Linked DNA regions of Homo sapiens: region 2 is linked to region 1. A link is an interaction called in ENCODE POLR2A ChIA-PET data of the cell type or tissue named here. Cell type or tissue: PC-3. All regions are shown on one strand. Links, peaks and the distances in the headings refer to the core of each region. The heading gives the core; the rest is flanking DNA.

The links. ChIA-PET counts read pairs that join two places held together with the same protein. Peaks named below come from ENCODE experiments on the same cell type or tissue, not always from the same donor. Only the 100,000 strongest peaks of a DNase experiment are listed, where the experiment ranks them.
Region 2: POLR2A ChIA-PET joins it to region 1 with 6 read pairs; 8 of 35 experiments call an interaction of 5 or more read pairs at or near these places.

What each region holds. Positions count from the first base shown.
Region 1 is chr1:8,059,177-8,063,565 of GRCh38, reverse strand. All of the region lies in intron 2 of ERRFI1-DT (ERRFI1 divergent transcript), which reads right to left. Among named protein-coding and RNA genes, the nearest start is that of ERRFI1-DT, 35 kb to the right of the region's middle. In PC-3, for the core only: no CTCF peak of the experiment used is centred there; DNase peaks (open chromatin) are centred at 1,415 and 2,135; H3K4me3 peaks cover 1,004 bases; H3K27ac peaks cover 3,975 bases.
Region 2 is chr1:7,986,201-7,990,589 of GRCh38, reverse strand. No RefSeq gene overlaps it. Among named protein-coding and RNA genes, the nearest start is that of PARK7, 27 kb to the right of the region's middle. RefSeq lists an enhancer at 1,821-1,880. In PC-3, for the core only: no CTCF peak of the experiment used is centred there; a DNase peak (open chromatin) is centred at 1,799.

The DNA of each region.
Region 1 (4,389 bases), core at 177-4,176:
AAGCAAAAGCACACAGGCTTCCAAGTCAGACAGACTGCCACCATTTAGTAGCTGTGTGACCTTGGGCCAGTTACCTAACCTCTCTGACACCTCATTTTCTTCATCTGCAAAATGGTGATAATTATACCTACTTTTAAAAGATTATGGTATAAAGGTTAAATGAAATAATATATGTAAATGCACAATGCCTGGCACACAATAACCTCCAATAAACAGTCACTACAATCGTTTGCCTGAAGATTCTTCGTTGGCTTTGCATTTCTAATAAATAAATAAATGTTTCGAGACTTTCTTTTTTCTTTTTACCACCAAGTGAGGCAAAGCTGACTCTGCTTTCTGTCCAACCCTACTTTTTTTTTTTTTTTTTTTTTGAGACAGGCTGGAATGCAGTGGTGCCCTCATGGCTCCCTGCAGCCTTGACTTCCTGGGCTCAAGCAATCCTCCCACCTCTGCCTCCCAAGTAGCTGGGATCACAGGCGTCAGCCACCATGCCCCGCCAATTTTTGTATTTTTTTGTAGAGATATTTGCCTTGGCTCCTATCTCATCTCTTGATTTGAATCATAACAAAAATAGAAGCAAAAATCCTTGAGTGCCAACTCATGGGTCCTGAATACAAACAAGAAGGTGAGACTTCCATAAATGAAGCAACTAGAACGAGGTTTTAAAAACGTATCTCTGAGCCAGGCACAGTGGCTCATGCCTATAATCCCAGCACTTTGGGAGGCTGAGACACGAGGATCACTTGAGCCCACGAGTTGGAGACCAGCCTGGGCAACAGAGTGAGACCCTGTCTCTACAAAAAAAAAAAAAAAAAAAAAAAAACTTAAAAAAATAGATAGGCATGGTGGCACACGCCTGAGGTCCCAGCACTCTGGGCGGCTCAGGAGAGAGGGTCACTTGAGGACAGGAGTTTGAGACCAGCCTGAGCAACATAGCAAGACCCCATCTCTATGAAATAAAAATAAATAAATCATAAATAAAAACTGTATGGTCCAGGCTGGGTACAGTGGCTCACACCTGTAATCCCAGTGCACTTTGGGTGGCCGAGGCGGGTGGTTCACTTGAGGCCAGTAGTTTGAGACCAGCGTGGCCAACATGGTGAAACCCTGTCTCTACTAAAAATACAAAAAAATTAGCCAGGCGCGTGCCTGTAATCCCAACTACTCAAGAGGCTGAGGCAGGAGAATCACTTGAACCCAGGAGGTGGGAGGCAGAGATTGCAGTGAGCCAAGATGGCGCCACTGTACTTCAGCCTGGGCCACAGAGTGAGACTCCGTCTCAAAAAAACAATAATAAACCTGTATAGTCCAGTCCTAGATTATGTGATGTAGACTGAAATACTATGGTGATTCACAAGTGGCAAAATGTGATATGGGTTAGAGCAGTGACTCACAAACTTTCTGTGATAAAGGGTCACTTCTTTCGTTTTACTTTGTTTGGTTTGGTTTTATTTTGTTTTGTTTTAATTTCCACCCCTTCAGGAACCAAAAATCAGTCCTATTGCCCATGACTTTAACACAGCTCACGCAGCATGCAACTCATCACAAGTTCAACAGCATCCAAAGGGGTCCATGCCCCGTCAAGACTAATTCCCTGATCATATGCTTGGGTGTTGGGGACAAATGCTCAATTGCTAAAAAGTCTCTTACCCTTATTTACTTTCGATTTCTGCGTTCCTCTTGTCACAAACCGTAACAAGCAGATTCCGAACTAGTTCTAAACTAGTAGTTCGCAAACTACTCTGTGAGTTTGTCCTGATCTGGATGTAAAGGGTCGGATTTTGGTTCTCAGAGGAGCATCCCAGAAGGAGCAGTGGAAGACAAAGCCAGGTCCTAGAGGCTGGAAGAAACCCTGCATGTACTTGGTATCATTATTTTTATCACAGCTCAGTACAAATCAGTAGAATTTGGGGTGGGGTATAAGATACAGCAAGAACCTCTATATTTCATAAAATGAGGGGAAAATTATTTCAGTAAGGATCCCAAAAACAACAAAAAGAAGAAACACACATGAGGGTGTTTCCAAACCACCATCTATCTCACTGGCTTAGCAGCAGCAGCTGAGGAGTGGAAGCCAGAAGTACATTCCCATGGAGGAAAGTAAACACTTCATGTTTGCACATCCATCTCAGGAATCCTCTTAGTCACTGAAGGAAAGCAGACAGGAGTGAGTCCAAGGTTTTGGTCAAACCCTGCCTGGCATGAACTAATGAGCTCAGGCTCAGGCCATACTGCCTGGGTTCAGATCCTGGCTCATCCATTTCCTAGCTGTGTAGCCTGGGGCAAGTTGCTTGACCTCTCTTTGCTTCTATTTCCTCAGCCATAAGGTGGGAACTACCCTTCATCAAAGAGTAGCTGTGAGGACTGAAGGAGGCAACGCATGTAAGTCCTTTAGAACAAAGCCTATTACATTGGAAGTGTTATTATTATTATTATTATTATTATTATTATTATTATTGAGACAGAGCCTCGCTCTGTTGCCTAGGCTGGAGTGCAGTGGTACAATCTAGGCTCACTGCAGCATCCGCCTCCTGGGTTCAAGCGATTCTCCTGCCTCAGCCTCCCATGCAGCTGGGATTACAGGTGAGCACCACAACACCAGGCTAATTTCTGTATTTTTAGTAGAGACAAGGTTTCACCATGTTGTCCAGGCTGGTCTGGAACTCCTGACCTCAGGTGATCCGCCCACCTTGGCCTCCCAAAATGCTGGGATTACAGGTGTGAGCCACCACGCCCTGCCATTATTATTATTATTCGGAGACAGGGTCTTGCTCTGTTACCCAGGCTGCAGTGCAGTGGTGCGATCGTGGCTTACTGCAGCCTAGGCTTCCCAGGCTCAAGTGATCCTCCCAGCTCAGCCTCCTGAGTAGCTGGAACCACAGGCACACACCACCATGCCCGGCTAATTTTTTTATTTTTATTTTTTGTAGAGACAGGGTCTTGTTATGTTGCCCAGGTTTATTTTTTATTTTTTATTTTTTTTGAGACAGAGTCTCACTCTTTTGAGTTGCTCAGGCTGGAGTGCAATGGCGCCATTTCAGCTCACTGCAACCTCCGCCTTCCGGGTTCAAGCAATTCTTCTGCCTCAGCCTCCCAAGCAGCTGGGATTACAGGTGCCCACCACCAAGCCTGGCTAACTTTTTGTACTTTTAGTAGAGACAGGATTTCATCATGTTGGCCAAGCTGGTCTCAAACTCCTGACCTAAGGTGATCCACTCGCCTCGGCCTCCCAAAGTGCTGGGATTACAGGCATGAGCCACTGCACCTGGCCCCAGGTTGACCTTGAATTCCTGGGCTCAAGTGATCCTCCAGCCTCGACCTCCCAAAGTGTTGGGATTCCAGGTGTAAGCCACTACGCCCAGCCAGCTATTACTAGTACTGCTACTACTGCTACTATTACTATTTTTATTAGGCTTTTTTCTTCTTGCAGGTTCATTCCCAAGACCAATTTTAGAAGTATTTAAGAAGTCCTAGTCTAATTCAGCAGCTCAGATGATGAACCCCTGATATTCAAAAGCCCTAAGTCTGAACAGAGCCTCTAGGAATTACTGTTTCATTGGCCCCCTTCTCGCAGTTAGTTGCTACTCACATCCTTCAAAGCCCTGATCAAATCTCACCTTCTCAATTAAGCTGTATTAATTAGAAATTGTGTATAACTGCACGGAATAGAAACCCATCTCCTCGACCAGAGGCAGGGTCTCACACTTGTAATCCCAACACTCTGGGAGGTTGAGGTAGGATTGTCTGAAGCCAGGAGTTTGAGACCAGCCTGAGCAACAAAGCAAGACCCCTGTCTCTACAAAGAAAATAATAATAATAATAAAAGAAACCCACCTACTGTGGCAGAATGAAAAAGGAGCACATTGTCATCACTTAACAAGAAGTCAGGACAGAAAGACCAGGTCTGGGCCGGGCACGGTGGCTCACGCCTCTTAGTACTTTGGCAGGCCGAGGTGGGAGGATCACTTGAGCCCAGGAGTTCAAGACCAACCCGAGCAATACAGTGAGACCCTATCTTTACAAAAAGAAATTTAAAAATTAGCCGGGCGTGGTGGCACATTCCTGTGGTCCCAGCTACTCAGAAGGCTGAGGTGGAAGGATTGCATGACCCTGGGAAGTTAAGGCTGCAGTGAGCTGTGATTGCACCACAGCACTCCAGCCTGGGCGACAGAACAAGACCCTGTCTCAAAAAAAGAAAAAAAAAAAACAAAAAAGAAAGAAAGAAATATTTACATGCCTTATAAGGTTAATGTTATGAAGAATATGTCAAAAGAAAACCAAGAAGCAATGGGAAAATATGTTGGGTAAGAGCTTGATACATGTGGTGACAGAAATGCCAGAACCTTAGTATTCATATGGGATCGACTTCAAGATCATGAGAACAGAAAA
Region 2 (4,389 bases), core at 256-4,255, 73 kb after region 1:
GGTAGTGGTGAGGGTGATGGTGTTGGTAGTGGTGATGGTGGTGGTGAGGGTGATGGTGAAGGTGATGCTGGTGGTGATGGTGGTGGTGGTGAAGGTGATGGTGGTGGTGATGGTGATGGTGGTGGTGAGGGTGATGCTGGTGGTGATGGTGATGGTGGTGGTGAGTGTGGTGATGGTGGTGGTGAGGGTGATGGTGAGGGTGATGCTGGTGGTGATGGTGGTGGTGGTGGTGAAGGTGATGGTGGTGGTGATGGTGATGGTGGTGAGGGTGATGCTGGTGGTAATGATGGTGGTGATGGTGGTGGTGGTGAGTGTGGTGATAGTGGTGAGGGTGATGGTGAGGGTGGTGAGGGTGATGGTGATGACGGTGGTAGTGATGGTGATGATGGTGATGGTGATGGTAATGATGGTGATAGTGATGGTGGTGGTGGTGACAACAGTGGGGATGTTGATGATGATGGAGATGGTGATAGTGATTGTGGTGGTGGTGATGGTGATGGTGGTGAATCCAGCATTCACATTCTTCCCAGTGCTAAAGACCTTCCTTAGTGCTCAGTCCCATAAGAGCCCTTGGCCCCAGCCTGGATGCCTTGGGACTCAAGCTAGGGTCTGGGAAAAGGGCCAGCTCTGGAAAGGCCTCATGCTGGAACCGTGAAGAATGTGTCCAGCCCAGATGTGAAAAGGAACAGCCCCTTCCTCTGCACTGTGCTGACAGACTCCTTGTGTGCATGGGGAAGATGCTGTAGCTAATAAACAGGGAAGAGTCTGAGAGCAGCCCAGATCCCCCCCAGCACTCCTTGAATGCCCAGGTCCCTGCTGCTGCTTCCCTCTAAAAAGGGAGGGTGTTTTCTAAAAAAAACAAGCTAATTCTACAGGAGAACTGACTGCAGGAGAACATGATGTCCTCCTCATTCCTTAGGAAACCAACACCCTAGAATATAGAGTAAGTAACCAGACTCAGATGATACAGTTGGCTACTAAAGTAAAATCATATTTTACATTTGATGTTGCAGTTACAGAAATGAATCCTATGGCATAGGCCCAGTAGGCTCTTGACCTCTAGAAAGACTTTCTTCTCTGCAATGGATGATACCAATGACCACTTTTTCTAGGGTTACTGGTCAGACAGAGTTGGAGATGCAGCACATAAATGTCCACAAACTGGTAGAAGTTCTCGAAGATATGACAAGTGAAAAAGCAGGGGCAGAAGAATGCAACCCCTCTTGGGATTCTGGATAGAAGTTGATCCTTTTGTATAAAGAGTGAAAGAAAATCGGCTGGGCACAGTGGCTCACGCCTGTCACACCCTCACCCCCAAATCAGGAGGAGCACAGTCAAGCCACCTGCCACACATCTTAATCACACATCTGAATTCTGACTCCAGGTCACTTTTCAACTGTAGATAGCACCCCTCCCACTTAAGTTCCCAATTTTTGTTTGTCCCCTCCCCGACCAGAAGTTTAGGAAGCAAGTTTGTTCAGCCTGGGAAAGAAGTGGACAGATAAGAGAGAGTGGAGGTTTTAAAAATGTTATCAACATGCCAAAAGCTAGTCATTCAAGAAGGACCAGAAAAAGCCCAAGGTTTAGATAAAGCTGGTTCCTGGAGCCCCCATCCCAAACACTGTCAGAGAAAGGGAAATGAATCTTCACTACAATGCCTGGGCTCTGATAATACTGATTTACCTTAGAGATGCTCTTTTAGAAATGCTCATCTAGAAACACCTTTTCCTGCTGCCCTGAGGGCACAAAAACTCAAAGAGCCAATTTCTTTCACTATCTCCCTTCCTGTAGATATCTCTAAAATTCCAAGGAGCTTATTCAGAGGTAAGGGATGCTGGCAAAACACCTAGCAAACTTGAGAGAGTTTACAGTTGTTCACTATTAGTAATAAGTGGTTTTCAGATCAGCAGTTTCACTTTTTGTTCTTTTTTTTTGAGACAGAATCTCACTCTGTTGCCCAGGCTGGAGTGCAGTGCTGTGATCTTGGCTCACTGCAAACTCTGCTGCCCGGGTTCAAGCGATTCTCCTGCCTCAGCCTCCCAAGTAGCTGGGATTACAGGCGTCCGCCATCACGCCCAGCTAATTTTTGTAGTTTTTAGTAGAGACAGGGTTTCACCATCTTAATCAGGCTGGTCTTGAACTCCTGAACTCGTGATCCACCCACCTTGGCCTCCCAAAGTGTTGGGATTACAGGCATTAGCCACCGCACCCAGCCTGTGACTTTCAAATAGCAGGTATCCGCCGGGCACGGTGGCTCATGCCTGTAATCCCAGCACTTTGGAAGGCTAAGGCAGACAGATCACCTGAGGTCAGGAGTTCAAGACCAGCCTGGCCAATGTGGTGAAACCCTGTCTCTACTAAATATGCAAAAATTAGCTGGGCATGGCGGCAGGCAATTGTAATCCCAGCTACTTGGGAGGCTGAGGCAGAATTGCTTGAACCTGAAAGGTGGAGGTCGTGGTGAGCTGAGATAGGGCCATTCATTGGACTTCAGCCTGGGAGACAGAGAGACTCCGTCTCAAACAAACAAAACAAATAGCAGGTATCCAGTAAACAAACAGCAGGTGTCCAGTTTTCTTTCCTTATTAAAAGTGGGCTGGGCACTGTGGCTCACGCTGCAATCCTAGCACTTGGGAGGTTGAGGTAAGAGGATCACTTGAGCCCAGGAGTTTGAGACCAGCCTGGGCAACATACTGAAACCCTATCTCTACAAAAAATAACTAGCTGGACATGGTGGTGTGTGCCTGTAGTCTCAGCTACTTGGGTGGCTAAGGCATGAGGATCGCTTGAGCTGGGGAGGACCAGGCTGCAGTGAGCCATAGTTGCGCCACCACAATCCAGCCTGGGCAACAGAGCGAGACCCTGTCTCAAAAACAAAACAAGGCCAGGCGTGGTGGCTCATGCCTGTAATCCCAGGACTGTGGGAGGCCGAGGCAGGCGGATCACTTGAGGCTATGAGTTTGAGACCAGCCTGGGTAACACAGTGAAACCTCATCTCTACAAAAAATACCAAAAATTAGCTGGGCACAGTGGTGCGTGCATGTAGTCCCAGCTACTCAGGAGGCTGAGGCAGGAGAATTGCTTGAACCCAGGAGGCAGAAGTTGCAGTGAGCCGAGATCGAGATACTGCACTCCAGCAGACTAGAGTGAGATCCTGTCTCTAAAGAAAAAAACAACAAAAGTGTATTTTACCTCAAATTCACCAATCTGAACTCTAAATTCATCCCAGCCCCTCCCCCAAGGACTCCTTCACAAACTCAAGACATTGAATCTCCACATGATCTGTGTTCAAGTCAGAAATGTGGGGGTTGTGGCCGGGCGCAGTGGCTCACACATGAAATCCCAGCACTTTGGGAGGCCGAGGCAGGTGGATCACTTGAGGCCAGGAGTTCGAGACCAGCCTGGCCAACATGGCAAAACCCCGTCTCTACCAAAAATAAAAAATTAGCTGGGCATGGTGGCACACATCTGTAATCCCAGCTACTCGGGAGGCTGAGGCAGGAGAATCGCTTGAACTTGGGAGGTGGAGGTTGCTGTGAGCCGGGATCATCGTACCACTGCACTCCAGCCTGGGTAACAGAGCAAGACTCTGTCTCAAAAAAAAAAAAAAAAAAAAAAAAGTGGGGGTTGTCCCGGACGCCCTTCCTCTCACACCCTGAGTGGGTGCCCAATGCTGCCACCTGACTGGCCCCAGCATCCCGCCTGCCTGCGTGCCTGCTCCAGAAGGGTCTCTTCTCTGCAGGGCCAGTCTTTGAACGAGGTGGGTCAGGTCTCTCTCTGGTGGTTCTGTCTCTGTCTTGACACCTCACCATGGCCCTGGCTACCTCTCCAACTTCACCTCCTACCATGTTTCTCTAACCCGCCTCTCAATGCTCCTGCGGCAGGGCCTCTACACTCCCTGCTCCTGCTGCCTGGTATGCTCTGAACAGACACCTACTTGTCTCTTTCACACCCAAAAGTCCTCAGATTCCCACTAAGATCTCTTTTCGGAGAGGCCTTCACTTCCCATCATGCAATTCCCCTGTCACTGCCTCCTTACCCTCCTTAATTTTCTTCATAGAATGTGGGTATTTTCGTATTTGCTTTCATCTCTCCCCGGCACCCACAACATAAGCTCCCCAAGGACAAAGGCTGTGTTTCTCCCTGGCGTATTCCCAGCAGCAGGAACAGCACTTGGCACACAGTAGGTACTGACTGAGCACACAGCTGGGGAAGGAATGAAAGCCTAAGCACTGCTCCTACTTCACACCTGAAATGTCACTTCCTCAGAAGCCTCCCTCCCCACTCCCCACCATGGAAATCGTCTCTCCCTTAGCATTATCATCTGTTAAAGCACTTACTAAAATAGACAATTACACATGTGTTTGCATTGTAAAAGTTAACATCTGC